Linked DNA regions of Homo sapiens: region 1 is linked to region 2. A link is a loop called in an ENCODE intact Hi-C map of the cell type or tissue named here. Cell type or tissue: heart left ventricle. All regions are shown on one strand. Links, peaks and the distances in the headings refer to the core of each region. The heading gives the core; the rest is flanking DNA.

What was found. Hi-C counts contacts between places; a loop is a spot of excess contacts. Peaks named below come from ENCODE experiments on the same cell type or tissue, not always from the same donor. Only the 100,000 strongest peaks of a DNase experiment are listed, where the experiment ranks them.
Region 1: it touches region 2 in a loop (2.6-fold over the local background); 13 of 110 quality-filtered maps call a loop at or near these places.

What each region holds. Positions count from the first base shown.
Region 1 is chr3:115,074,896-115,090,378 of GRCh38, forward strand. The region is part of intron 1 of ZBTB20 (zinc finger and BTB domain containing 20); the gene reads right to left. Among named protein-coding and RNA genes, the nearest start is that of ZBTB20-AS4, 18 kb to the right of the region's middle. In heart left ventricle, for the core only: no CTCF peak of the experiment used is centred there; no DNase peak of the experiment used is centred there.
Region 2 is chr3:114,354,290-114,369,772 of GRCh38, forward strand. All of the region lies in intron 10 of ZBTB20 (zinc finger and BTB domain containing 20), which reads right to left. ZBTB20-AS1 (ZBTB20 antisense RNA 1) reads left to right here. Exons shown (of 9, transcript NR_038993.1): 2 at 1,764-1,892; 3 at 2,879-2,938; 4 at 5,060-5,219; 5 at 12,407-12,592; 6 at 12,678-12,932. Among named protein-coding and RNA genes, the nearest start is that of ZBTB20-AS1, 10 kb to the left of the region's middle. RefSeq lists an enhancer at 1,723-2,364. In heart left ventricle, for the core only: a CTCF peak has its summit at 8,708; no DNase peak of the experiment used is centred there; H3K27ac peaks cover 1,695 bases.

The DNA of each region.
Region 1 (15,483 bases), core at 5,121-13,120, 720 kb after region 2:
TTACACTATAGAAATCATACTTCAAAATTTAAATACTAATGCATTCAGTGAATCTCCCCGATCCCAACTGTTCCCAGTCACAGTAAAGATATTACCATCCTCTAAATACTGTATTACTTTGTGTTTACGGTTATATAACATTAACTTTCCTGCTATATTTAATAATAATTTTAATGTGAATTAACATTTATTGAAGCCTTACTACATTATTTTATGTTAGTAAGAACACTTAAAATGAGATCTACCCTCTTAGCAAATCTTAATAGTACAATATTTTTAAGTGTGCAGTATTGTTGACTACAGGTACAATGCTATACAGAAGATCTCTAGAACTTATTCATCTGCTTAACTGAAACTTTATGTCCATTAATTAGTAACTTCCCATTTTCCCTTTCCTTCAGCCCTTGGCAACCACCATCATTCTATTCCTTGATTCTATGAATTTAATTATTTTAGATACTTCATATAAGTGGAATCATGTAGTATCTGTCTTTCTATGACTGGCTCATTTCAATTAGCACAGTGTCCTCAAGTTTTAGCCATGTTGTCTCATTGCAGTATTTCCTCTTTTTTAAAGACTGAATAATATTCCACTGTGTATATATACCATTTTCCTTATCCATTCATCCATAGAAGGACATTTAGGTTGTTTCCACATCTTGGTCATTGCTAATCTTTTTGAGATCCCGATTTCAATTCCTTTAGATAAACAACAAAGTACCAACAGAAGTAAAGTACATCAACATGATAAGCACATATATGAAAAGGCTACATATCAGTTTTCAATGGAAAAAACTGAAAGCTATTCCTCTAAAATCAGCAACACAGCAAGGATGTTCACTCTCGGCACTTCTATTCTACATAGTACTGGAAGTCTTACCCAGGGCAATTAGGAAAGAAAAAGAAACAAAAGCCATTCAAATTGTAAAGGAAAAAGTAAAATTGTCTAGTTGGTAGAGTCTATGCTTTTATATACAGAAAATCCTAAAGACTCCATTAAAAAACTGTTAGAATTAATAAATGAATTCAATAGAGTTGTAGGACACAAAATCAACAGACAAAATCAGCTGCATTTCTATATATTAACAAGGAACCATCTGAAAAAAAATTGGAAAAACATTCCCATCTAAAATAGCACCAAGAAGTATAAAATAGGAAGACAATTAAGGAGATTAAAGATTATATACTGAAAACTACAAAACATTGATGAAAGAAATTCAAGATGGAAGATATCCTGTGTTCATGGATTGGAAGACTTTAATATTGTTAAAATGTCCATACCCAAAGTGATCTATAGAGTCAATTCTACATTTCTGTAATTCACATGGAACCACAAATACCATGAATAGCCAAATCGATCTTGAGAAAGAAAAACAAAGATTGAGGCATCACATTTTATTGCTTCAAAATATATTACAAAACAAAAATAATCAAAACAATATGGTTCTGGCATAAAGATAGATATATAGACAAATGAAACAAAATATAGAGCCAAGAAATAAATCTACACATAAATGGTCAACTAATTTTTTACAAGGGTGTCAAGAATACACAATGAGAAAAGGATAGTCTCGTCAACAAATGGTTCTGGGAAAAACAGCAAAATAATAAAATTGGACCTTTATCTTACAACATACACAAAAATAAACTCAACATCGATTAAAGACTTAAATGTAAGACCTGAAACTAAAACTTTTAGAATAAAACATACAGGAAAAGCTTCATAACATTCATCATAGTAATAATTTCATGGCTGTAACATCAAAAGTACAGGCAACAAAAATAAAAATAAACAGGTAAGACTATACATCTTGACTGCACAGCAAACAACATAGTGAAAAGGCAACCTATGGAATAGAAGAAAATATCTACAAACCTTATATCTCAGTGATTCCCAACCTTTCTGGCACCAGGAACTGGTTTTGTGGAAGACAATTTATCCAAGGACAGGAGGATGGTTTTGGGATGAAACTGTTCCCTCTCAGATCCTCAAGCATTAGTTAGAGCCTTATAAGAAGTCCACAATCTAGATCCCTTGCATGCACAGTTCGCAATAGGGTTCACACTCCCATGAGAATCTCATGCCACTGCTGATCTGACTGGATGCAGAGCTCAGGCGGTAATGCTCACTGGCCGGACACTCACCTCCTGCTGGGCAGTCCAGTTCCTAACAGGCCAGGGACCATTACTGGTCTGCAGCCTGGGGCGTGGCGAGCAGGGGTGAATTCCCTGATATATCTGATAAGGGGTTAATATCCAAAATACATGAAGAACTCCTATAATTTAAGAGCAAAAAGAAAAAAAAAACTAATAATCCAACTTTTAATAATGCACTAAGGAATTTGCTAAGGTCTGAATATTACCCCTCCCCCAAATTCATACGTTGAAACTTAATTGCAATGTGATAGTATTAAGAAGCAGGGCTTTTAGGAGGTGATTAAATCATGAAGGCAGATCACTCATGAATGGGACTAGTAATTTTAAAAAGAGATGATGAGCTGTTTGCCCTTCCACAATGTGTGGGCACAGAGGCCACCATCTATGAAGAAGAGGCCCTTACCAGATACAAAAACTGCCAGTGCCTTGACCTTGGACTTTCCAGCCTCCAGAACTACGAGTAATAAATTTCTGTTGTTCATAAATTACCCTGTATTTCCTTAGAGCAGCCCAGACTAAGAGACACTTGAATAAAGATTTATTTAAAGTAGACATACAAATGGCCAAGAGATATATTTAAAAATATTTAACATCACTTATCATCATCAGAGTAATTCAAATTACAACCACAATGAGGAATTGCCTCACACCTGTCAGGGCTGTTATTAATAAAACAAAAGACAAGTGTTGATGAGGATGTAGAGAAATTTGAATCCTTGTACACTGTTGGTAGGAATGCAAAATGGTGAAGCACTATGGAAGATAGTCTGAAGTTTCCTCAAAAAATTAAAAATAGAACTGTTATACAATTCAGAATTCTCACTTTTAGGTATTTATCAAAAGAAACTAAAATTAGTATCTTGAAAAGAGCTTACCACGGTATTTCTCTAAATGATGCACTTGTACCAAATCATTTAATCCTCAGGACAACCCAATAGGTACTACTTTTAGCCTCAATTTGTAGATAAGGAAACTGAAACCCAGGCTAAATAACTTGCCTGAAGTGAAATAACTAGTGAGTTTCAGAGCAGGAATTCAAAACAGAAAATCTGGCTCCAAAGTCCATGCACATAACCTCATTGCTTCCCTATCTGAATCACCTAATAGACTTCTTAAATATAGAGACAATTCATATAACTAATCTTGTTATTTGTATATCTCACACTATCTAGAACAACGTGTTATTGCTAATAGATATTCTATGTTGTTTTTGATATGAATGAATGAATAAAAGAGCAATATGAAGCTATGGAGGAATAATCACACTGAGTGCTAAGCCAGAACTCTGGTAAACCATAAACTATATATAAAGTGTGCCTAAAATTCTTTATGAGAAATTATTCTTCATCCTCACAACTCCTCAGAAATTTTATCCACAAGTAACTAAAGTTTTCACATGTTTCACTCATAGGATCTTCACTCTTAGCTAACTTCAATATTGGAAAATTACAGACGATTATTTTATGTCTATTCTTAATGACCATTATGGCACATATTTCATACATTTTAGTCTAAGTATAGAACAACATTATCAGTAAGAATATGTGTGTGTGTGTGTGTGTATATATATATATATATATATATATATGAAGAGTGAGAGAGAGAGTGGGGTAGATGATATGGGGGTTGAGGTAGTTGGGAATGAAGAAACCAGCAATGGTAATAACAAGATAATAGAAATGAAAACAACTAACATTTTCTCAAACACCTATCAAGAGCTCGGCACCTTATTAGGTCTTTTATGTTAATCATCTCACCTGGTCCTCACAACAACCATGAGGTAAAAAAAAGTTGAACCCTGAAATTTTGATATTCCTTTTCTTTAACAATAGATTGTATCAAGTGAATTAAAAGAATGTAAAGTGAATAACCATTTTATTAGAGTTGAAGCTTAAAAGTTATTGGACTGCTATAATACATGAACTACATTTTTTTCAATTAGCGTTTTCACCAACTTTATAAAAAAAGTTATATAAAGGGCTGACAATCACTATTATTCTGTTTATACTGATACCATCATGAGTTCACATATGTTTAATATTTATTCCACATAAACTTATTTACAAGTTAGTACACTGTTCACTAAGAAAATATGGTAAAGTTGTCAGATTCTTGAGGTAGGGCACAATAACAAGTGCTAGAATCAACACACTGTATGAATTGCCTTGAATAATCACTCTAGATGTTCAAGAAGTTTCCACTTACTCTCCAGGGCTAATGAGTATTACATGCAATAATCATAATTAAAACAGAAGTAATGGAAATATGTGCGCATAGCTACAAAATATCATAATCTCAGAATTAATCTTCAGTTCCTCAAGTCTTTCTTATTTATTTATTTATTTATTTATTTAGAGACAGAGTCTCCCTCTGTCACCCAGGCTGGAGTGCAGTGGTGCAATCTCAGCTCACTGCATCCTCCGCCTCCTGGGTTCAAGCGATTCTCCTGCCTCAGCCTCCTGAGTAGCTGGAATTGCAGTTGCCTGCCACCACACCCAGGTAATTTTTGTATTATTGGTAGAGATGGGGTTTCACCATGTTGTCCAGTCCAGGCTGGTCTCGAACTCCTGACCTCAAGTGATCCACCCACCTTGGCCTCCCAAAGTGCAGGGATTACAAGTGTGAGCCACTGCGCCCTGCCCCTAGAGTCTTAAATCACAAATGTTTATCAAGAAGTTTAAGTTCTGTTCATTAATTTAATTCACTCCATTCTTCGTAAAAACCCTGATATGCTAAACCTTCAATAATTCAATTGCATATTATCCATACTTTAAAAATAATTGCTCAAGTGACATATTGCATTACATTACATTACATTATTAATGGATACTAGAAATAGAGTGCCTACAATGTGCTGGGGAAAATATTAGGTGTTTACGATATGATCTTATTTATTCTCCATCATTCTAGTTTGGCTTTCTTATCTGCATTTTACAGATGAGGAAAATAGCTCAGTGTTACAAACTGAATGTTCATGCCCAAATTTATATGTTGAAACTATACCCCCAATGTAATGCCACTAGCAGATGGGGCTTTTGAGAGGTAACTGGGATTAGATAAAGTCATGAGGTTTATGGGATTAGTACTCTTATAAAAGAGACCCCCAAGAGCTAGCTTGATCTCTTTCTACCAGAAACACAATGAAGAGTTAGCAGTCTGCAGCCCAGAAGAAGGTCTTCACCAGAACTCAACCGTGCTGGCACTCTGATCTTGGACTTCCAGCCTCCAGAACTGTGAGGTTACAGCAGCCCAAATTGACTAAGACACTCAGAATAAGCTGTCCATGGTCTTACAAAGATCAAACATTGTACTAGAAGGGGAACTCAAATCCACCTTGGGCTACCACAAACAATAAGAAAATTTTGCAAAATAGGAGACTATAAAGTTAACATACAAAAATCAACAGCCTTCCTACACAGAAACAAATGCCAGCTAGAAAATATAGAAGAAAAGAGCCTGTTTAGTATAGTAAGGCTGTAAGAAAGTAAGCAAGTAAATAAATAAGTGGATGCAATACCAAAAGGCAGACTTAATAATAAATGTTTAAACCTAAAGCCAAAAGGAAAATTAGAACATTTCAGCAAGATACAACAGTTACTGAGCAAATGGAAATAAAAAACAGATTCTTGGATAAAAAGATTCACCCTCATAAGAACATTAATTGTTGTGATGTTAATTCATAAATTCCTTATAATTTCAATAGAAATGCCATCAGGGATTTTCTTTTTCCTCAAGATCTGCTAGTTGATTATAAAGTTCACTTGGAATAACAAGTATGCAAGAAAAGCCAGAAAACACTGAAAAAGAGTAATGGTAGAAGCAGGGAGGGAAGCTAACATTTCAGATATAAAAACAAGTTATAAAGCTTCTATAATTAAAATAATGTGATAATATCACATGCATAGACAGGTCAATGGCACAGAATAGAAGAATATAGAAATACATCTGACTGTATAGAAAAACTTACTATAGGATATCATGCAAGTACTAGAAGAAACATTGATGAATTCCCTTACAAACTGGCACTGGGAAAACTGTTTCTAATTATGCTTCAATGTGATAATATCCAAGAAAGTCAACTAAACAACTGGGTATTAAAGGCAAATACCTCTTTTTATCAAATAATCATCATTCTCTGGATTCTATGTAAAGCAATATCTAAAACAACCCTGGGAATCACATAAATCTCAAAATTGTTGAGTAGAACAAACTTTAACAGTTTCTCTTCCTTCATCATCATTTTTAAACCCCAGCAGAAAGATCACAGTAATATAACCAAAACCTAAAAGAGCCTAAAACACACATCTGTAGGGTTTGGTTGGAAATAAACTACACTATCCTATATCCAGTTCATATCTAAGACTTTTCCTTGCATTTCAGTACGATGCTGCTTACTTTTTAAGAAGGATTACAATCCTTGAATATCTCAATCCACAATTTATATTTAAAAATGCATAAGTAATTTCTATGTGCTAGAGGGCAAGGGCCCTTAATAGATATTTAGATTTATACTATAATTAAAAAATAATAATAATGCAAATGTATGTCAAAGCTCTGTAAACAATATTTTCAGAAAATTTGTTGTGGAGAAGGACCCCTGGTGTCCAGCTGGATTTAAGCCAGTCTATAATATAGCTGTTGACTGCATTGCCTTCAAATCTATTATCAGACAGATCTTTACTTACCTTGAAATGTTTGACTTCACCATAAAATATATCAAGCTTCTAAAATTTGTAAAGATTATATTTATGAATAAAAATATTGGTAGTGCTACATTTCCAAATAAACATTTTGAGAAGCATGATATAGATTCTTTAGACACGGAATACACCATCACTGACTGGCAGGAATGTATCTCAGACACAATAGTTACAGTGTCTGATTGGTGTCTCTGGAACGTATAGATAGCATCTACATTTATAAAAATAAATACTATATTCACAAGTGGCTTCTGGAAAAGCTTCTTTTAAAAAAACAACATTAAAATGGCACATTGGCAAAAGACATCACAGCCTTGCTGTATACTAACACTGCCTTGCAAATGAAAAACCTGCACTATTCCTTATGATCAGGGTTTCACCCATTTATTTGGTTAATCATTCAAATGGCTAAACAGACCTCTAATTTGAAAATAAAAACCAATTGATGCAATCACAAACAAGTTCTAAAATTGCGGTTTATAAAAATTGAAATCTTGTTCTAAGCCAAAACACACACACAGTTACCTTTTCCTAATCAGAGCATTCATTTCTCCTCATTATGATCTCACAAGCACATTAAAATCTTATTAACATTAATTACTTCTGAGCGCCTATGCATGAGCAGTGACAGTCGTGAGTGTGCGCGTGTCTGGATCATATCTACATTTATATACCTTGCTGCACTTTGCTTATAAAACATGTGAAAATATTTCTGCTAACACCAATTAGCTAATTTCACACACACACAGATAGTAAACTGCTGTCTCACTGCACAGCCTATCAGAAACCAGTAAACATATGGACAAACGGACGGGAAAGAAAGCAGAAACACCTCTTGAATGTGAAAACTAAAATGCCTTATACTTGAGCCTGAATACTTAAGGTGAAAACAAGTTGGGAGGACAAAATAACAAAAATAGAAAACAATTTAAAATGATAAAACCAAGCATACTATTTTCTACACAGATGGTTTCAGTGATAAAATGATAGAGACAAAGAAAAACTGGCAAGCAAAAAGCAGCAAACACAGGAGAAATATACAGAAATGAAAATGTCCTTCCTTACATGTGTGTACATGCACACACATGCACAAACACACACATATCTGCTCCTCTTAAATATACTCATATTGTAATTTGAATAAAAACAATATAAACTTTACTCTGACCATAAGGTAATAGCACACTACATTTCAAAGTCAAACAGGTCTATCCTCACAAGCAAATAAATATTCCTGCTCAAACCAAATGCTTTATGGATTCTACTTATACTAAGAACATTATATACAGGAGCCATTAATACCTACAATGGAAACTCAAGGTAAATGCAAAAACCAAGGCAATTATAGCCACAAAGCTACATATAACTCTTATCTCTTTGCTTCACAATCTCCTTCTCTCAGCATACAACTATTTTATCATTCATACATATACTCCATCAATTTGTATTCTTCTTTGCCTCATCATATGTCCTTCATTAGGAATATTATTAAAGAATAACCATTGATCATCGCATCCACATTTTCTTTTTCAATCCATGTGCCCATCTTCTCCTCACAGCCTAGAGTTTATAAATCCAAAGTCTTATTAGATACCACTATATCTATATAGTCTTTCTGCCATCTTTAATTTCCTTGTTGCCATCAAACTATACTGTTTCACAAAGAAAATACCAAAAAAGTCTGTATTCCATAATGAAATTTTCAGTGATGAAAACACTTACCCTCATTGGATTACAATACCTATGTTTGTAAACAAAGGTGAATAATAAAACTTAAACCTAAGAGTATTATACTTTTTATAGAAAGTTATTTTAGAACATTTGACTACAAAATAAATATAGAAAGAATATATTCAGCCATTCAGCACAATTCATGTTAAGTTGATTTAAGCAGTTAAGCTATAATTATAGCTCATGCTATAATTCCAATTTTCTACCTATTGTCCAGCAGGCTCATTGGCCTATAGCATAGGGGTCAATGACCCATAGCAATATAGGTGTGCATGATAGAGATGGGCTACATAACAAATTCCTAAGTGCTCTCTCTGTAGAGTAGGATATATATTGGAGAAGAAATGGTAGGGAGCAGAGAGAGGGTTTCTAAATATTTTTGAAATAGCATTAAAATATATGACATTGGTATTAATATAAAATGTAAATGGTAACCAAGAATATACTGTATTTTGTTTTAATTTAGTATTATTCAACATGCTCATAACTGAACAAAGTTTAGTGGATATTGTCTGTGAAAACTAAAACTTGCTAATATAAGCACTATTAGCTAATAAAGTGTTAAAAGTTTTTTTAATAAAGGATAGTAAAATAATGTTAGATGCAATAAAATGGTATTTAAAGATGAGCAAGAGTTATTTCAAGTAATTTCCAGTTTACCATAACAATTTACAAATTAAAATTATCATCCTTACGATGTTTACATAGACTTTGTATAGGTAAGTAGCAACTGTCACAGTAATATTTACTACTTGTAAATATTCTGACTTAACCAGGCTTACCATACTGCATGAAGAGTGCCAAAAAAAAAAAAAAAAAGACTAGAGAACTAAGAAAATAAAAAGTTGAAAACCTAACAGAATTAGTGGTTGCCTGTCTCATAACACAATAGCACTCTATGCTTAAAAAAAATACTGATTTTTAATTAGTAAACACTGAAATATTTGTTTATAGGCCATTTATAGCCCACTAAACAAAATCTGTGAACCAAAAATTAAAGTATTAACAACAATTGCCAAATGAAGGTCAATCTGTTTTTTTAATATCTAAATTAACAGATCAGTGGAAAAATATGAGATTTGTTTTTTTAAAAGATTAATTTATATTAACATCTTCAAGAATACTTTGCATTAAGATAGATCCCTAATGATCAGAAAATTATGGAAAATCAGGAGTGAACAAAGAAATAATCTTGAGTAAATATAAAAAGTATCATCATGTTAATCAGTTAGCTATGCTGCAGAAAGCGTCCCAAGAATCCACTGACATATGACCAAGACCGAACTAGCAAAAAGTGCACAAATATGTTGAGACTTAGAACCCACCTTCTCTTTCATAAATGCCCCATCACAAACTGCAAAGATTAGGTGGCCAAATTTCAACATCAAAGATTCACTTGGCATTCTGAACCAGATCTAAGAATCATGGTCTTTATTTTCCAGTAAAAGCTAATAAGCTGAGACTTACTTAACGCTTTCCTGTTTTGTTTTGTTGTTGTTGTTGTTGTTGTTTTGAGCTTCTCAAGGAATACTGAAATTGGAGACTACATGTGAAAACGATAGTTCATCTTTTCCAAAAAAAGATATTCATCCAGATTGCCCTCCAATCGGTGAAATCTGAGATGTCTAAAAAGTCTTCTTTGTGAAAGCCTTACAAATATATCCAAAGATGTTGAGTCCCATATGGCTCTGATAAATGAAACCCGTTATTGTGAATTTCAAGCTCTTCCTTAAATCAAAACACTATTGGGTGAATTTGGTGCTCATGAAATAAAGCACTAATTGCGTGGCCTAACAACACTGAATCCTCTGCCTAGCAGACATTTTAAGTTGTGCCAAATTGGTTTTGGGATGTGAACAAATATCCTGGAGCCAGACTCTCTCACATGCACACACTACTCCCTGGAAGTAAGTTGGACACTCTTGGAAACTGCATTAACTCTTTCAGGCCACCAGGGAACCTAACTCTCACTAAAGGAAAGGCCTCTTTTAAGATAAAAACAAGTCATTTCATCTAAAGTTAAACCTAAGAAAGAGGTAAAAGAGCAAAAACTAATTTGTGGCTAAACACTAAAATGTCCATAGACATAAAATAGTCCTTAAACCCCAGTGGATGCTTTTTCAAATGTATCCAGAAAATCTTATTTGGGCATAATTTCCAAGACATTAATAAGAGTTGTGTGCATTCAGGAAAAGAGAATTCATTTTAAGCTTAATATGCCACATTTGCCTCAGGCCGAGTGATAAGAAACTTTTGTTTCTTTGGTAATCACTCTCAAGCTTATTATATCAGGAAATTTCTTGAGTTTCTATTTCACCACATGAAATATGATTTCCACACTAGAAATTTTTTTATGGTCTTTTTGTTCTGGTTCAGAAAGATGCCTACAAACATGAAGCTGAGTATTTAAATGGCAATTAATGTAATCCCATCTCCCTTGCACTCAAATTTAGGAGTTCATAAAAACAATTTTTAAAAGCACCTAAATATAAGAAAAATGTACAAAAACGGGCGTTGTATTTCTTTCTCTATTTTTTAGTCTTAATTTCTTCAGCAGTAATTTCTTAGAAATAAGTTGTTTACTTTGGTAGGGCATTTTAATTAAGCATTTTATTTGCAGTATGATGAAAGCACAGCATTTCTTTCCCCTTTTATCTCACTAATAAATACCCTGGATTATATTTGTCCCCGGGATTACCTAAACTAACTACAATTTTATGCTTTTAGGTCACTGTCATTTTGTTGCTGTCATTCATCTTTCACCTTAAAGGCTTATGAAGATATAGATAAAGTAAAAACTACTTTTTTGGAGGTGGAAATAGCTAAATGCTTGTGAAAATGGTATTTTTCAGTCATTTCTAGTTTAAGCCTTCTATATTTCTTAGAGAACCGTATTTATTTTGTGTCAATTGGTGTGAATTTAAGAGTATTACTAGAACCCTATGTTCCACCTCCAACAAAGCTTTATATTCTAACAATTAGCCTGCATGTGCTGCTGCTATTGACTCTTAATAATATATAAAAAAAACAACAGCCTTGTCAGCCAACCCTACAAGGAAACTAGCTGCTATTTGCAAGTAGACAGGACACAGTTGTAAATCAAATGTGTGTAGCTGCTTCGGGCTTCTATTGGTTCAAACTGCAATTCTTAGAATGGAATACAGGCTATGGGTGTGTTTATATGAAGGTCCTCTACCTGATTTTCTCTGGGGTTTTGGATCTCTGAATAATTCATATATTTCCAAATCAAAATTTAGAGGATCTGTAGTGCACTAGTCTGTGTTTGTACTATGTCTGATGTGATGGCATCACTTCTAAGTTCTGTTGCATATTCAGTTAGTCAGCTCTGGTAACCGAGTAAAACTCACACTCTAGTAGAAATTGTTTGGTATCTAGAACCTTACTAAGGACACTAAGGGGTAAATGGTAATATTCAACAGATACCACATTAAAAAGTTTTCACTAATTTTTAAGTCAAATATTTATCATATCAGTGAGAAGTTGATCCAAAACATATTCACAACTTAGGGTGATACTAGGGCCAAATAGCAACTTTCCCCTGGGGTTCAAGCACAGAGGCTAACTGGGACAGTTATAAACTTTATGGAAGTCTAAAATTCTGATTCGTATTTCTACCATGGTCCTCCTTTCCAACTTAAATCCATCTAATGATATCAATTTAGGAGGAAAAGGTATCAAAATTTAGCTTATGTTCATTTCAAATACCTCAGATTAACTGTAATTAGGAGGTAAAAATAAAAATGGCCTGTCTTTAAATAGGTGTCCATTACATTTTTCACGTTTAGAACTCTGCCATGAGCTCAGAACTATTTATTCAATGACATTTCCTTTTTCCAGTTATATCTTCATTACTTACATGATCCAAATAAAATAGAGAAAAAAAGGCTTCACGTGGTGGACACTGTCCTTACAGCTCAGCTAATTCTAATGGTTTTAAAAGTCTAAATATATTTAATAACTAGCCTCTACACCTGAGATTATCAGCAGAATACTTTTTTAGATGTTAAAAGACAGTAGCCAAAGAAAAGAAGGAAAGAAAACGTGAGTAGGGATATTAGGAGAGCATCTTTATCAGCAAAAAAGCTGGATTGTCCAATTTCCTCACTGGAGCAATGAATAACCTAGTTCCCAGTACCAACCCCAACACTGAAAACTGCTGTGTAACTGTAGGCAAGTTATTTAACTTCAACTGGCTCCTACTTCTTAATCTGTGATGCAAGGGTAATATAGTTTCAGGCACCAACTGCTTCCTGCATCCCTATACTGGCTAGGATCTTTTAAAAATTATTTCCTGGACAAAACCTCACCCACATGCCATCAGTTATTTTCCCTCCTTTTTCCTGCCTCCTTTGCCTCTGCAGGGAAATAAAATTAGCAGTCAAAGTTAAACATGCCCAGTGGGCAAGACAGACTTTGGTTTAAGGAAAGGGATGGAGTAAGTTGTGTTAAAGTGCTTATTTGGCCCCAAATGGTTCATTGTTGGGATACCACCTCCCACAACTAGCTCCACTGGAATTTTTCTCAGGAAAATGGAGAACTGTTTTAAGATAGACATGCCCTGTAAGCTGGTCTCAAATCAAAATAAATTTAGGATATTCAAAAAATGCCCTACAGGATTTTTCCTGTGGAGCCTAAATAAATCACTGACCAAATTTTCCAATTCATGCTCTGCTGCTAAAGGGGACGTTCTACAAAATCATGTTTTAATTTCTACATCTGAAAAAGGAGTATAGGTAAAGTTCTTCACTTTGGGTTTTCATTCTTCTCTCTTCTCTGACAGTATTCTAAAAGAATGCCATTTGAGAAAAGACCACTCTTAGAGAAGAAAATTGAAATATAACCCCAAATTTCCAATAAACTTGTAAGTCTGCTAAAGACAAGACCATAACCCTGGTTAGAGATTTTGTGGGTCTTCCTTTAAAAAAAATGAACCTTTTAATACATAGAGAGGTGTTAAGAATATCCCAAAAGTGTACACATATCTAAATTTACAAAATCATGATTATTTTCACAACTAAAGGATATATTTTAGAGCTCTTTTAAATTGTGACTGCCCTTACTGCATTTTACTGCATATCAATAATTTGCATATTATTAAATATTTAAAAAATATAAAAATTACATTTTTAGCTATCCATACAGGATAAGTGAGAAATTGTACAAGTTTGCATACATGTGCTGTCATTTTATACTATGAGGCATTGTTTTTTTCAGACAAGAACATCAGGAATGCTCAAGAGTCAGTTTTTAGATGTTATGAAGCACTGAGGCATTGATGCTGTTAACACTTTCATTGAAATTTAAATGCAAACCAAATATTTTAAGACCAATAACAATGGATATGCCATGAAATTGTTGTGTTTCACAGCGTGTCATAATAGGTAAAATTGGAATTTTCCTTCAAATAATCTGTCCCATCCAAGAGTTTTAACTCTCAAATATAAATATAAACAAAAGATTATTCACTTCAACTGATTTCCCTAGAGGATTATGCATTATCAATTCCAAACTTTACAAGATTTAAGAAATTACTGGACTGATTAAGTGTGGCAAACTGGTTTGTTCCCTACAAAGGAAACAAACTTAAATCCCACAAAGTTTAATTAGCATTTAGTGGCTCAACAAATGGAGGAACAGCCTGATTCTGAATAACTGCAAAGCAGAGTCAGAAATTGTATATACTACTGGTTAACTTTGCTGTGAAAATTAGAGTGAACCAGAATTCAATCCCAGTTCTGCCACTTACTAGATCTGCAATCTTCGGTAAACCACTTAACCATTCTAAATCTTTCTTTCCTCATCTTTAAATAGGGTTAAGAAATACTTCATAGCAAAGGCATGGTGGTTAAGAGATCCCATAGGCGAAGTTCCTTAACAATTCATTAACTATAATTATCACTACAATTTAGACCCCTTCTGACCATTGAGAACCCATGAATTCTACATCCAGCTAAAAACCATTTTGCAATAGAAAAATTTTTTCAAAACTCAATTTACATGGTCTAAGCAACAATTATGATAGCATGTCAGGGGCTAATGTGGTGCCAAAAGTTAGACATTATCATTTAACACAATGGGAACCTGGTAAAGATTTACTGAATGAGGAAAAAATATAATAGGATGTAATAGAAAGAACAGAGACTAAATCTTGGCTTTGACTCTTAGCAGCTGTGTGAATTTGGCAATTTTTTCTGTAAGCTTCAGTTTTTTCATCTAAAACATAGGCAGAAAACCAGTGTATGCAACAAAGTTGTTGTATGCAAAGATTAAATTAAACAGTTTGTGTGAAAGGTGCTTAGCAATATCTCGCTTCCTTAATTTTAGCATTATAGGACAAGAGTTCTAATCGGTTTTCAAGCCTAAACTTTTCTTATATAGCAGTATCAACTCTGGCCTCCTACATAAAGTAAGATTATGTTTAGTTAAGGAATAATGTGAGAGATGAGGATAAATTCAGGTGTGACAGTAAATATATTTTAACAATATACCCTAGAAACAAGAGTAATGATTCTCAAACCTTGCAATATTACTAGGATCTTTGGTGTAGTTTTTGCAAAATATGGAAGCCCAAATACCAGTCTAGAGACTCCAATTTTAGATATGTGGGAGTAGAACCTAGGAATCTGTGTATTTTAAAAGCCCTTGGCTGATTCCGACATATAATAATCAACTAAAGTCGAGTTTTCTGAAGTATGTGGGCCAGCTACAACTCAGGATGCCTGAGTTCCATTCCATACCCATTAATAATGGAGCTCAGAAATTTGAATTTTAACAAAAATCCGAAGAATATCTTATGTAAACTAAAGTTTGAGAACCACTGGACTAGAATATAGTAAGATAATATTGAAAAGAATTTTTTTCATATTTGGTTATT
Region 2 (15,483 bases), core at 4,687-12,686:
GTGATCATCTCTGTGTAGGATGGATTTATTACAACATTTTTTTCTACACAAGTGAAAACACTCTTTAAACATACATTTGCTCATAACATTAGTTACAACAATAACACTAGAGATGTCATATATGACAGTTTTCTTTCAGATAATTCTGGGAAGTAGCCCTATCACAATTATCACAATAATTAGTATCCATGTAGTGTTTGACTGTGTATACAACTTTTTTACATGTAACATCTCATTTATTCCTTACAACAATCCTATGTGTGTTCTGAACAGGTTTTTTTTTGTTTTGTTTTGTTTGTTTTTTTTTTTTTTGACAGAGTCTTGCTCTGTTGCCCAGGCTGGAGTGCAGTGGCACAATCTCAGCTCACTGCAACCTTCAACTCCTGGGTTTAAGCGATTCTTGTGCCTCAGCCTCTCGAGTAGCTGGGATTACAGGCATGCACCACCACACCTGGCTAATTTTTGTATTTTTAGTAGATGAGTTTTCACCATGTTGGCCAGGCTGGTCTCAAACTCCTGACCTCAGGTGATCTGCCCGCCTCGGCCTCCCAAAGTGCTGGGATTACAGGCATGAGCCACTGTGCCCAGCCCTTCAGGACAAGTCTTATTATTGCTATTTCATATAAGAGAAAGTCGAGGCTCTCAAAATGTCTAAATGACTTGCCCAAAGTTTTGCACAGTAGCACATGGCAGTGTTGGGATTAGAAACTATGCCTCTTAAAGCTTTTTCCACTGCATAACAGTGGATCACTGAGGAATGGAACTTGAAGTGCCCAAAGATCGAGAGTTATCTTAATTCTCAGCAGAGAAAAAAGAAAGACACTGAAAGTAATGATGAAGGTTGCTTTAGAGATAAGAAATGAACACAGATAATCACACACACACACACAATTCCATGAGAAAAATCCAAACTGTTTGACCAGATTGGATTGCAAATTTTGTTCATCTAAACAATCAAGTTATCTACTGAATAGTCTGAGTTAAGACTCTTGCGATAATATTGCCACCAACTTCATTAAAAACCACAGAGACAAACCTAAACCTGCACACGTACACAACCTGATCTGACATGCCTGGTTGAATTTTATACACACAATTCTTAAATATCTCCCTGAGTACACTGGCCCCACACTGCAGTGAACAGCCATGAAAAGCTGAATCGTTTTTGCTGATATGAGTACAGATGCGAAGGGGGACCCTGCCTCCCCATTCAAGCATGCCTCATTCCTCCAGCACACAATGCTGAGGCAATTCCTTTCCCAGGCTTTCTTTTATTTTTAACACTAATACAGTGGGAAAAAGTTTCTGCCACAGCAAGGCAAAGTCCAGGCTTTTGTGAGCATGTCCTTTTCATCCAATGGGCATTAATGTATAGATTCCAATGGAATAAATCTGAAATACTCTACTGTAGAAGATTTGTCCCCCATTGAAAACAAATCTTGATTAGATGGTTATTCAGGGAGTGTATAGGAAGGAATGGTGTGAAAATGCTAACTCTATTCTTTCTTAGATTGGCACTGAATAGGCATTTGGGCTATTCAAGAAAAAAAAAACACACACACACACACCCAAACCCCAACCCTATCAACTGTACAAAACCACAAAACTTTACATAGATTATGTGATCATGTGTATTTGGGGATTCTTCCCCACCCAAAATAAAAAATGCACAGTGTTATGAACACAAAACTGATGGCAAAATGAAATAGTGATAAAAATAGTTCTCTGTGTTTTAAAATAATAACTTACCTCCTTTTTACTAGAGTAAAAATACAGAGTCAGCTTGTGATGGCATTCCCTCAAAACATGGAAGGAATTGCAGTAATGAAAGTCATCATGTATTCTAAGAGACTGTTCTGCGAGAGCACAACACAGACGGGGCTAAAGCAGGGGTGAGTACCGAAGGGAAAATCTGCCTGTGGGGAATTGGGGATAGAGGGCCTGACTCTCTGTTTTGCAGGAACGTTGCTCCTGCCTGTCCCTTAAGCTGCAGGGGTCCAGGGATAGGACTTAGCATGAGAATAAAAAGCTGCCTGCTCACAAGAGAAAATGAGCAAGAAAGGAAACAGCAGGCAATACAATCTCTTTTAATTAGGTGTGAAATCCAGTTCTTTCTCAATCAGGAGAGCAAAAGGATATATAAAATGAGACTAGTGCAAGGGTAAGATGCTACAGAGGGGGATGGGGATTTGAAGTCTCTGGACTTGGAAGGAAACATCAGCTCTCAAATGAAAACCAATATAAATTTCGGTCCAGTTAATAAGCCTAAGTCAAGTGGCAGGGCCAGAAAGCCCTTGAGCTTTCAATTTGGGGCACCAGATGAGGTTAGTGGGTCTTGCACATGAAACAGGGTGCAGCTTGCCAAGTTAGTCACACTAGGAAAGAGCCAGTCATCTCTGGAGAAAGGGGGGATGTATTTTGGTGACTGAGCCCCCTTATTCTCCAAACCCCCTGCCTGGGGTAAGACTTCAGTTACATGTACTTTACCTCCTCATATATGCCAAGGGAGTCCTGCTGAATCCCTGCACTATAGGAGGTATAGTAGTTTCTTGCTAACAGGTTCCATCCACAGCAAATGACTCTGCACCACCCCACTCTCTCTTTCTATCTCATTAGTATCATCACAGTCTTGGGAGGTGGCTGGGAGCACTGGAGAAATCACACATGCAAGTGGAAGGCAGCAAGCAGACAAGATCTCTTTCTCCTATCTTGGCTCTATATACCTAGCATATCCCAGCTGCTATTACCTCTGTAGTGAGACTAGGGAGGGTCATCAGCCTATGGGAGGGCGAGCTGTACAGTTTTACTTACCCATTCTTGGGTGAAAAGGGGGGTGTTTTGGGCCATCTCCCAATAAAGGTTCTCCTCTATCTTCCAGATTGTCTAAGCCCAGTGTGGAGGAACCATCAAGGATTTCAGCACGTTTTTTTAGCCATTGGTAACAGAATTCTTCACATAAAACATATATCAATTGTTGAAATTTGCAGAAATTTGACTTCGAACTTGCAGAAATTTGACTTTCAAACATGTTTGCAGGAATGGCTACCTATGAAAGTTGGGGACTAGCTGGATGTGCTTTTTTAGTCACTACTTATTATTTTATCTAGACAAAGATTAAAAATTACTAACTTGTTTACAGTATTTACAACACCATTCTATTTATGATCCCAATACTGTAATTGGGTATGCCTTTAATATTACCTGAATTTTTATTCATTCATAGAACATTTCTAGAGAATACTTAAAAGTATTTAAAGGTCCTTGGTTTTATGTTTGGGTTTTGGGGGGTATGTATAGTTTTTATAAATGGACATGTTTATACTTTTATAGGAATAAGGTCAGTGGCTTTCATCAAAATCTCAAAGGGGTCTGTGTTTTCCCCAAATTAAGAGCTGTGGATTGAGATTCAGGCATCCCTCTTTAAAATACTTGTAACTACTTTCCATAATCAAAGCTTCTAAAACTGATGCAAACTTTGTGATTGCATTACTCTGATGCATAAGGTCTGTTGAACTGATATTTTCCATTTACTTAAGTTGAGCTGATACTATTTTGTATGAGAAAGCAAACAATCTTGGCCAAAATGAGAAAAGTTACTTTTCAGAAGAGAAATATTTTTTAAAAAGATTGAAAGGGAAGAGAGAAATGTAGGTAACTACTAATATTAGCAGAAATCTGGATTATGACAGACATATAGTTTACAACTGTTGAAGCTAACTATTATTTAGCAAACTTTGTTTTACTCAGAGTAAGTCCCTTTTGACAGTTAAGACAAATCCACAGAAGAATTAGAAAACACCCTTTAACATCTTTTGACTGTTAAAAATTAGATATTGTGGTATAATTTGAATAAAAAATAAATATAAACTCAATATACACATCTAATCAGCCAAAAAAATAGTTTACTTGCAAGATCTATAGCACTTGTAATGGGGAGACTGCCTTTCTTTCTATTTTCCTCCTTCCCTTTCTTCCTTTTTGCTGTCATACCACGAAGTTTTACTAAGTTTGAAGTATGGGGAACAAAGAGGCAAAATTGAGAACTAGAAAAACATTTGCTCTGTGATTTTCAGGCCCATCCCCAAATCTTGACTTATCTTCCATTCCTGACTTCTTTTTCCTCTCTTCACTCCACCAAAAAATAAGAGCTTTATACTTTATCTAAGGCTGAGAATAGATTTACAGTACTAGTGGGATTTTACAGGTCCAAAGGAGAAAGTAATTCCAGAAAAGTCTTTTTACTTGGCCTTAGAGGTCTCACAGTCTCCCTTGGTTAGCCCAGGCCTTTGGCTTGCCTGATTTTATGTTAAGTCTGCTGTTCTCTCTAAGAAAGGATGAGGGCATGCCTATCCATATTGTAAAACTGTAAATACAACTGACTTATGAATGAAGCTGCTTTGGGGGTCACTTGAATTTTCACCAATTCATTAGTGAAACATTTACTGAGAATACCCCAGTATAAATGGAACCATAAGGATACAAAGGATCTTAAATCTAAATCAATAGAAGAAATTTATCCATAAGGATCTTTGATATTGGAAACATATATTAATCAATCAACTTCTCCCAGACCTCAGTGCTCAGGAAAAGCTGTGTTTTGCTTTTCTTTGTGGAGCCTGTGAATATCATAACTGATCATGTTTCCCTCTTGGCTCTGTTCACTAGGGAGCTCAGAATAAAAATTTAGGCCCCCTTTTAGCAACTATGTAGGACCTCATGGTATGCTTTTCTATGTAAAATTTTCACCAGCCTCATTATATTATCCATTCTTTATTTTACCTCTACTCTGATTTCTTTTTTTTTGTAGTTATATAGAAATACATTTCCTACATATTTATTAACAATTGAATATTAATTTAAGCTACCTCAAATCCCTTACTTATGAGGTGAGGGCATAATCAATCAATCAACAAGTAATTGAGCATCCACTTTATGAAACCAATTCCAACCATAAGTTAAAACTTCAGTCTTGAGTATTATCACACTATATGCTTTATGAATTTTTTATACTTTGAGCATCTGATTCCAATGAGGTAAACTGTTGAAATTTACTTTACAGTACAGTTTGTGAAAATTAAGTTTTACTCTGTGAATAAAGAATTGGATAGATAATTCCAGACAACATTCTGAAAGACACTTACGCCGTCATTCCAAAGTTGAAATGAAATGAGGGGGAGAAGACTTGCTGGGACTAAGGAAAAAAGTCAATGAAATCTGAGGTTGATGCCTTTAAATCCTCTTATATTGTAAACCTTTTGAGACACCTTTTAGGAGTTTCATTTTTTCTCTCTCTAAAGCGCTTTCCTTACAAATTTAGCTACTGCCCTATTGTAACCTTTTCCTTTGTTCACTAAATCTGGGGAACAAAAATACAGAGATGCTACATCCGTGGGTGGTATACAAAAATGAACCAAAGGATCTACTTAAATTCACAAATTTGTGCTGTTTGAACTTGGCTTTGAATAGACCTTAAAGAAGGATCTGTATATTCAATTGTACAGTTAATAAGTTAGGTCTTTTGTTTTGCTTAAGAAGCAATCACAAATTTAAAAATTGAGTATATGAAAACCAGCATCTTCTTACTTGATAATCTGTTCTTGTGGTCTCTACATAATCATATACTTATTTTATAGAAAAAACAGATTTATAAATTCAGTGAGTTCAAAGATTCAGTATAACTCTCAGGTATGGCATTTCTTTAAAGAATATCATCACACACTGATGAATTATAGTTAGGTAAGAAACTGATTTTTTGACTTTGGGAAAACTTTTCTCTGGACTTAAACGAGTGAGAAAACAGAACTCAATAGTGTCATTAAAAAAAAAAAAAGCTTTCTGGCAAAAAATATCATTGAGTTCCCAATTCATAGAACTTCCTTTAGTCCTCTGTTGCTGTGCTGTTCTGAAACTGCTTTTGAAGCAGGTCTTCAAATTCATGCTCAAATGTTCTCTTCCCTTGGGTCTTTCTAACAAATAAAAAAAAGTTGCTTCCAATGAGACCGCTGTTTTTCAAGAGTATCTCTGTTTGTTGGTAGGAGGGGAATGCAAGATTTTCTTTTTTTTTTTTTTTTTGAGACGGAGTCTTGTTCTGTCCCCTAGGCTGGAGTGCAGTGGCGCGATCTCCAGCTCACTGCAACCTCTGCCTCCTGGGTTCAAGTGATTCTCCTGCCTCAGCCTCCTGAGTAGCTGGGATTACAAGCGTGCTACCAAACTCGGCTAATTTTTTTTTTTTTTTGGTATTTTTAGTAGAGACGGTTTTCACTAAGTTGGTCAGGCTGGTCTCGAACTCCTTACCTTGTGATCTGCCCACCTTGGCCTCCCAAAGTGCTGGGATTACAGGCGTGAGCCACTGTGCCCGGCCAATTTCTCTATGGACTTGAGCCATGATAGATAAGTTCACTGAGGAGTAAAGACCTTCTATCCCAAAGCAACAGGGAAAAGCCAAGGAAAAAAGTAAATCTGTTTTGTTGGATGACTGGTTAAAATGGAAGCACTGAGATGATTTGTGTGGGCTAGGTTAAGAGAGTAGCTGAAATTCATCTGCGCACCTAGGGTATAGAACCAGGCACGGGAAATCATTAAAAAAAAGAATAGGACCTAAGTTCCTTTTTGGCTCATACTGAGATGAAGAATAAGTGCTGTCAGATAGAACTCAAAACCTTGGGAGGTTCTGGTAAATAAGTAAAGTAGAAGGCATACTTTATAATTATTTTAATCACAAGTAGGCATTTTATCTTTATGATATTCTTTATATAGTCTTTTGTATAATATTTATTATATTATTTACATATTGTCAAAAAAGACATTGAGCTATAGAAGTCTCCTATAGCTATAGCTAACATTCAAATTATCTGATTTCACTTCACTGATTTGGTTGGATTTGATTTTCTCTAAAATAAAATCTCTGTGCTAATCCAAAAGGTTGGCCATTTTGCTTTCCTGTGTGTGGATTACATTCATTTTTACTTCTCTTCTGCTGAATTTTCCGCAGTTCTGAAGTTATTGTGGTTTCTCTCCTCACCAATTCTTATCATCCCCATGAACCTTATTCAAACTTTTTCCTTTTCTGTGAAGCCTTCTGTGATTACTAGAGTTCACTTTTCTTGGTTTCCACTGGTTGGTGAGGTAATAAACTAAGACATTCATTTTTGGCTTGTTCTCACTGAATTAGAAAACTTTCTTAATGAGAAGGTATCTCCCCTTTCCTCCACCTGTAGGAATGAATGGCCAGGTTTTTGTATACTTTATAGGCTCCTTTGCCTCAGGGAGTTGTGGTTTCAGAGCCCATTAAGCCCTAAAGAATAAACCATAAAACAAAGAGTTTTCTTTCCTAATGTCTGTTCTCTAAAATGAATTATTAACCCAGAATGGGTAAGGAGAGTGAGGCTGATTGATGCTTTGGAGTTAGAGAATTGGATAGCATTACTGGAGAGAAAAACAATCCACTTTCCCTCAAATGCAGAAGGTAGCAAGGTCTCTACTTGCATACAGCTCCAGTTGGGGTAATTGCTTGGCACACTTCTGGAGGCTGGACATAAAAAGGCACCACTTTGAGAGGAACAGTGATCATCTGGGGGCTGGGCCAATGGTCAACAGCAAGGACCACTGTGGAGGGCATCTGTAAACCCAGCTAGTGCAGTAGTGCTGGCAGTCAGAAGGACGAGGCTCAATGGCATCTTTGTGGGGTGGTCAAGCAATGTCAATGTTGGAGACCATCATGGACTAAGGACTTAGATTTAATGAGTCTTGTACCAATCTAGGGATGAGAAGGGAGCCCCAAAACTTGTCTGTATTTCTTGCGAATTTGGTGACAGGGGCCTCAGGTTTAATTTTCTTTAGAAAAATACGGGAATTTTTTTGTACCTGAATGTTGAGGAGTGTTGGGGAAGTTCACCTGAACTTCCTATACATGTAGCACCTAAGTTAGTTCTTACCAATATATTATTGTTTCTTTTTTCATTTGTGTCTGTCTTATCTCTCTAAGACTCAAAGCCTCCCAAAGGCTAGTATCTTGTCTTGTTATAACCACAACTACAATGACAACTACAAATATGTAACTGGATCCCTCATTGTGCCCAGCATGTTTCTTTATAATGTGTGGGTTCTATGTGAGTGCTTGTTTGGTCAGCTCTTCGCTACACTTCACAAACAAGTGGGAACCTCAGGGCGCACATTTACTCTGAGATATGTCTATGTGATATGGTCCTGACAGGGCTTTTTTGCCCCTGAAGTTCTGTGTAATGCTCTTCTTCTTGTCCTTTATTTCCCTACCTACCCACAGTTCTATTTTCAATAGAATTTAAAGTCCAAGCAATTGTTTTATGTGTTCACTGAGTTGCCCACAAACTCTGCTCATTCATTTATGATTTCTGATACATGCCATGCTGTCTCTGTCTCCCTGATTCCATTTCCCCAGAGAGACAGCTCACTGGGTCCCCCTGTCAACAGAGGATTCAGTGGAACCCAAAGCTAAGCCATACTTTGTAATAAAAAATAAGAAGAGATGACCAATCTATGATGTGATAGAAAAATGATCAGGCCAAACTCCGATCACTTTTGCCTATGTTAGGGAAGCTAACCTGCTTGGTAACAGATGTTACAGAAATATCTATCAATCAGCATTGATAACAGGGTATTTATATGTACATTAACAGTAGTGTCAAGGATTGTTTAGAATATTTTCTCTTGGTGGCCACTGGGTGTCCTCATTTACAAAGTAAATATGCAATATTTAGTGAAGGTCACTGGAGAGAATAAAAGACACTAGTTTTCTCTTTGGCCCTTCACATACTGGGGATAAATTTATTGCTGAACTCACAAGCAGGTTATATATTAGTACAGTTTAAAAACCTTCAGGTCAAACTGTTAAAAGTTTATAACCAAGAGTAACTTATTCAGGGTCCAGACATGAATTTTAAAGGCTGTTTCCTCAACAGAGGGGACTGTGATCAGCTATTAGAATGATCCCTTATTCATTTGAAAATTGGCATGGGATTTTGACTATCTGCCGAGAGAGCCAGCAGAGAGGAGCAGAGAAGGTCTTAATTTATTCTTGAAAGAAAAGAGAACACCAAATATCTCTATGGGATATTTGTTAGATTCTGTTTTTATCTCACCTTTTCTGAAAACTAATTAAAAATAATAATGAGAAGATAAAATATGTCCTTTGCCTAGGAAACCTGAAATAATGTGAAAAACATTACAATGAGCTGGGTCAGTATACTGATTATCAATCATTTCACATTTGAAGACAAAGAATTAAACTATTCCTTTATGGACCTGTTATCCCACCTGTAAAACAAAGGTGTGTATGCTTCACAGGGATGTTGTAGGGACAAATAGAATATGAGGCACACAAGGTTCCTAGGAAGAGAAACTGTACATGAGATAGATTTAGGGCATTACTAGTATTCTAATTGAGGCTGAGTCACAGTTGTATATGACTTGTTCCTGCTGGAAGACAGTAGTCAAGGCCAGAGCTCACACAGCCAACAAATATGTTCTGATTTGCTGCTCTCAGACACTGAGTCTGACACACTGCTCAGCAATCACTTACTGCTCCCTAAAGTGGTATTTTGCATTTCTAGGATTGTCATTGTCTCTAAATTTATACTTATATACATCGCTGATGAGGTTCTTCCCTTGCAAAAAGAAATTTCAGCCTTCCTCCAATTCAAGATACAGGCCTACTATTGAATACATAACAGTACATGGCCTTCAAATGTCATGCCTAGCCAATTAGCTAATCCTTTCCCAAAATAAACTTCACTGTAATATTTTTTTTTTCACTAGCATACATCCCCAGCTTAATTACTATTCTCTGGCATGTTATTTCAGTACATAAATTATCAATATGATTTTGTGTCAAAACCAACAATTTGACCAGGCATGTTGGCTCACACCTGCAATCCCAGCACTTTGGGAGGCTGAGGTAGGTGGATCACTTGAGTTTAGGAGTTTGAGACCAGCCTAGCCAACATGGTGAAACCTCGTCTCTTCTAAAAATACAAAATTAGCTGGGCATGGTGGCGCATGCCTATAATTCGAGCTACTCAGGAGGCTAAGGCAGGAGAATAATTTGAACCCTGGAGGCGGAGGTTGCAGTGAGCTGAGATCATGCCACTGCACTCCAGCCTAGGCAACAGAGTGAGACTCTGTCTCAAACAAACAAACAAACATCCCCCAACAATTTATGCAAACAACATCAGGGAAGCTAGGAAGCTCTATGAGCTATTCTCTGCCGTTCAGATATGTTCGATTGTCTTACTAGCTGAGCTTAACAGCCTTTTCTGTTTTTAAAGGACCACCATGCATGCCTCTAGTACAGCAATCTCTAACACTTAATCAACAGTTACGTCTACAGCAATACACAATAGCCAGGTCACTTTCACCCTGAGATTATACTAAAGGCTCACAATATGCTCAGAGTGTATGGAAAAGTGTCTCATTTCTTCTAAAGATCCTTAAATTCCTTGCTTTTATAGTATTATCCAACTGATTAATTAGTAGATTCATTTTTCAACTACTGTAGCCCCAAAGATACATATCGGCAGAGCCCTCCTGATTGTATTTTACCCTTGGCCTTTTCTCCTTTTAGTTTCCTCAGTTTGCACCTGTAATTTCACTTTTAGAACTTCTCTAGGCTCGGTGGCTAAACACCACACAGCACAGGCTTTATCTGATGTGCCGGCGCCTGGTGTGGTCTAAGACACACTGGTGTTTTGTTCTTGAAGTACAGGATTGATGTTCTGAAACCTAGGCTCTAACACAAAGGAGATCATTAGCTCATTTTAAGTGTCTCTTTTCTTCCCTCCCAGCCTCCTCCTACCCACCCCAATACTTCCTTAGTCCTAAGCACTGGCAGCAGATGGCAACCATATTCCAAAGCTGAGTATACATAAAATAGTGCCATGGAGAACAGAGTGGCTTCAAAGTTAGCCTTTCTATTCAAGTGGGATGGCGGGGACTTCTGGAGGAGTGAACTCATCTCTCATTCATTTAATCCTCTATTCATTCAGCCAGGAATTTGTTTTCCTACACATCCATCTACTGTCCAGCCAGTTGAGGGAGGGTGGGCATGAAGCATCTCTCTTGAGGGCCCTTCCAGCAGGAGGGCACTAAGATTTCTATGCCAAGCTCTTGTTTCCCTGGGCCAGCTCTGCCTGCTGCTGATCAAATCATGCCATTCCTGTAAGAGGAGCTTGGGAACACAGTGTGTAGGGGGTGGATTTCTCAAGAACTATCTCCTTGCTAGACTGACAGTCACATGCTGTATTCCCTAGACAAAGATTAGACCCAGGAAAAAGATGAAACAAGGAGGAGGATGTGGGGTTGCAGAAAACTGTGCAGGATGTTACAGTAACGGGAGGTGGGAGTGGGAAAACCTTTCCTTTTTGTTGTTTCAAGGTTTGCTAGAGCTTTTGCCTAATCATCTGTTTGAGCATCTTGAAAATAAGTATCTATTTCCATGGTATCTATCAAAAACAGGCACCAGATTATACTACAAAGTTGACCTGCCATATTGCTATTAGAATTAAAACATGTAGCAGCTTACATTCAAAAGAAAGCTTTTCTGTTTCCCCAGCATGAAAAGCAGAGGGTATTTGTGATACACTTTGTTTTGTAGGTCTGCTGAATGAAAAAAATAATCGGGTAAAAAATTAGTACCTATATTTTCACAAATGGGCATAATGCTTACAAATGCACTACATCATTATTTTAGCTTCATTCTCCCCACAACATTCATTTATTCATTCAACAAACATTTGCTGAGCACCTACTCCTAATTTGTGTAAGCACTTTGCTGGGTGCTAGGGATTCAGCAGTGGACAAGGTAAACAAGATTCCGCCCTCCTGAATTCTGTCACCTGGCCAAAATAAACATTTAACAAGTACGCTGCTAGAATTTTACTTGAGAAAAAGGAATAATTCATCTTACCTAGTATTTCTTCTGAATCTTTCTTAAACATATTTCTTGAAGGTCCAGACTCCTTTAACTAAGAAGTTCTATCTTAAATCTCTCTCTTTCCATTGTTATATTCATTCCTTTCTTGGTTACAATGTGGAGAGTTCAGATTGCAACTGCTATCATTTCTGGGGGGAATGGGGGTGGGACTGTAACCCTGAGAATCCTTGCTTTTCAAACTACACATATATTTTCTCTGTAAATATTGTACCATCTAATTTGCGTCTTTGGATTTTGTTGATTAGCCATCAACATGTGATTTAAGGAATACTGCATATGAGATGCAGAAATCATGACTCAGTAAGTTATTATTTTAAAGCTCTATTTTGGGATTTATACAGACTTGTGTACAGTCTAGTTTGGCTTTCAATCTAATCTGCAACTATTACTAGGAGGCTTTTAGATCAAGTTCCATACCCATGTGTCTCTGGAATTCTACAGTGAGAAGCAAAAGTGCTCAGGAGTTAAGAGAAGCAGACGTCCGAAATTATCTCCATGCATTACCAAAAACCGTGGGCACCACGGCACGGGGAAAACTTACCAGGTACAATGAGCCAGTGACTGTTACTGAATTTCTTAAGATTACACTTTTCCCAACTACTGCAGACTGCTTCAGAATAGAAGAAGGTAAGTAAGCAGGGTGATTACAAGCAATCCTCCTCGGAAGTGAAACTCACTCTTCTAAGTTTACCTCTGTTTTGAATTATTTCAGACAACTCTCATGCCATCAAGCCGACGGACTTTCAAAAAAATAAAAGATGCATTTCTTTACTTGTAAGTATTTGTCTTTGCAAAGGGCTCTCTGATATGGTAGCACAGAAGTTTGCACATTCTAAGGATCTGATGTTTTGCCCTCTTCGGGTATCCCGGCTGGAAGGAGCTACGGTGAAAGGGCACCTAAGGTGAATGGACAGATTGTAGATGGGTGCACACAGGAAAATGTACAGCTCCTACAATGTATTCTGAGGTAAGAGAGCACACAAGTCCATTCCCTATAATTTGAAAATCTCTCTTCTTTTTTTATTTTTTAGAGACAGGATCTCACTCTGTCACCCAGGGTGGAATGCAGTGGGATGATCATGGCTCACTGAAGCCTTAACTTCCTGGGCTCAGGTGATCCTCCCACCTCAAATTCCCAAGTAGCTGGACTACAAGTGCACACCACTATGCCCCGCTAACTGTTTTGTAGAGATGGGGTTTCACTATGTTGCTGAGGCTGGTCTCAAACTCCTGGGCTCAAGTGATAAATCCACACTGGCCTCCCAAAGTGTTGGGATTACAGGCGTGAGCCACCATGCCCAGCGTGAAAATCTCTTATTGACTAGAATGCACTTGAAGACAAAAAGGAACTTAACAGGTTAACACTAGAATGTAATGCTATAATATTAATAACACTCTAACCCTTCCCTATACCAAGAAGACAACATTCAGAGAGATTTGAAACTTCTTTCAGCCCCAGTTTCCTTATCTGTAAATGGGGTGTTTTGTAATAAGATTATGCATATTAGTCCTCTTTCATTTTTAGGAAAAAAAAACATACAAATGGGGGAATAAAAGAAGGCAAAGAGATAATGGAGAAACTTCCCAGTCTATTCAGGCCTGAATCCAAGAAGGGACAAGAAGAAGGGCACTGGCTTTTCCTCGAAGTGAAGGATGTAACTGTCTTACACACAATCTCCTCCCATAGATCTAGGGCTTTTCAGCCTCAGTCGTTCTCAGGGGGAAAGGATGGGGACCTGCAACAACTTTCACTTAGGCTGCATCAATTTTAGTTCATATTAATAATTTTCAAGCACTTAAAACTGTAGCCGACACTCAAATTCACGGAGCGCTGGCTGTTTTTCTGGTGCTGCTTTAAGGGCTTTACATGTAGTGTTCCATCGAATCCTTCTAATAACCCTATGAGATGCATACTATTTTTATTCTCATTATGCAATTATGCACATGAGGAAATGGAAACATAGGGAGGTTAATTAAAGGCACATAAAATGCATTCATAGGCTGAAGTTCATGTTAAAAAGAGCAAATAAGTAGACCATGGGGGTGAGAAAATATTTTCTGAATATTGGAAAACAACACATAGCCCCAGTCTTAGTCCATTAGCAACATGTTCAAGAAATAGCTTTAGCAGTCTGTTATCATACCTGCCCCCACCCTGAAGGCATATCGGAGGGACCCGAGAGGACATCAGGAGCCATTCTGCATTGGGATGTTCACAGGGACCTCTCCTCATTGCTTCTAAGTTCACTCTTGGGTGCCAGGTTTGAGGGTGCAGATTCTGATTAGGATATGTCCTGGGGAAGTGGCTTTTTCCTTCTGTTAGTTCTCTGACCCTAATGTAACAAAATCTTTAAACCTGTGTCCCAGAACAACACGCAGGAAAGAATATGAACCTCTAAAAGAAAGGCCCAGTAATGGTACCAGTAGAGTCCAAGGCCTCCAGGTCAAGAACTCCTGCTCTGGAGCAGGGCTGGAAGTGGGGGCACGCTTTGCCTGTATCACTGCCCAGTGAAACCAGGCCTGCTTTGCAGTGCCTGTTAGCATGTCAACCCAGGATTACTTAGGCCACTTCAGGAATCCCAGGATCTAGTCACCCATCTGGGACCTTTAGGTCAGGAAGAAAATGGAATGGGCTAGATTTATGAAAATTGGAAAAAATCCAGTCAGGTGTACCTATAAAGACCTACAGTATTTCCCTGAGAAAATGACATGTATCCTTTACCCTGGGGTTAACTTCTAAAAGTTTTAGTTTAGAATTTGCATGTGTCTTTTCCATTAGACACAGAGTTATCTTTTGTAGTTCAAACTTATATGCACCTTTCTTTCATTGTCTCCTTTACATCTAAATACCTGGTTAAGATATGAGGCAAAGAGATAATCAGTGATTATATAGGGAAGAACGTGATTACAGTAAAAAATTGAAGGACAAAGTTAATTCAGTTACTGCTTTTTGAAATTCTTTGTAGTATTCTACATGCCACACCAAGCTTTTTTAAAAATTCTGTACTCTTTGGTCTAATATCTTGGTATAAAACTGATAACATAACCAAGCTAAAACTAGTGAGGATAAATAAGTAGGAGGAAACTCATTTTTAGAATTGGAGAGGAAAGGAAAAAACTCCTCAAGGTCAATTTTGACATCAACTATAAATTCATTTGGCCTTGTGAAATTATAAAGACTCATGTTCAACATTGTTCCATGTGGTTGTTTATATAATTTTCAGTAGTGACAAAATAATCTCCTTATTTAGTTTTACAGGTAATTTAATAGTAGAACAAAGTATCGTTTGATTCAGTTGGTTCCAGATCACCATCCTACAGTAGAAGTATATCAGATACTTTTGTGTACAGGTGGGATTGGCCTTTGGAATGTCTTGGACCATCACAGAAAGCAGCATACTTTAAGTAAACAAATTGAAACCCTCCCTACAAATAATGAATTTGAGGATGTCCCATGACAATGAAGGTGGCCTTGAGAACAACACATAGGTTTGTTATTAGTAATTACAGAGCTACCT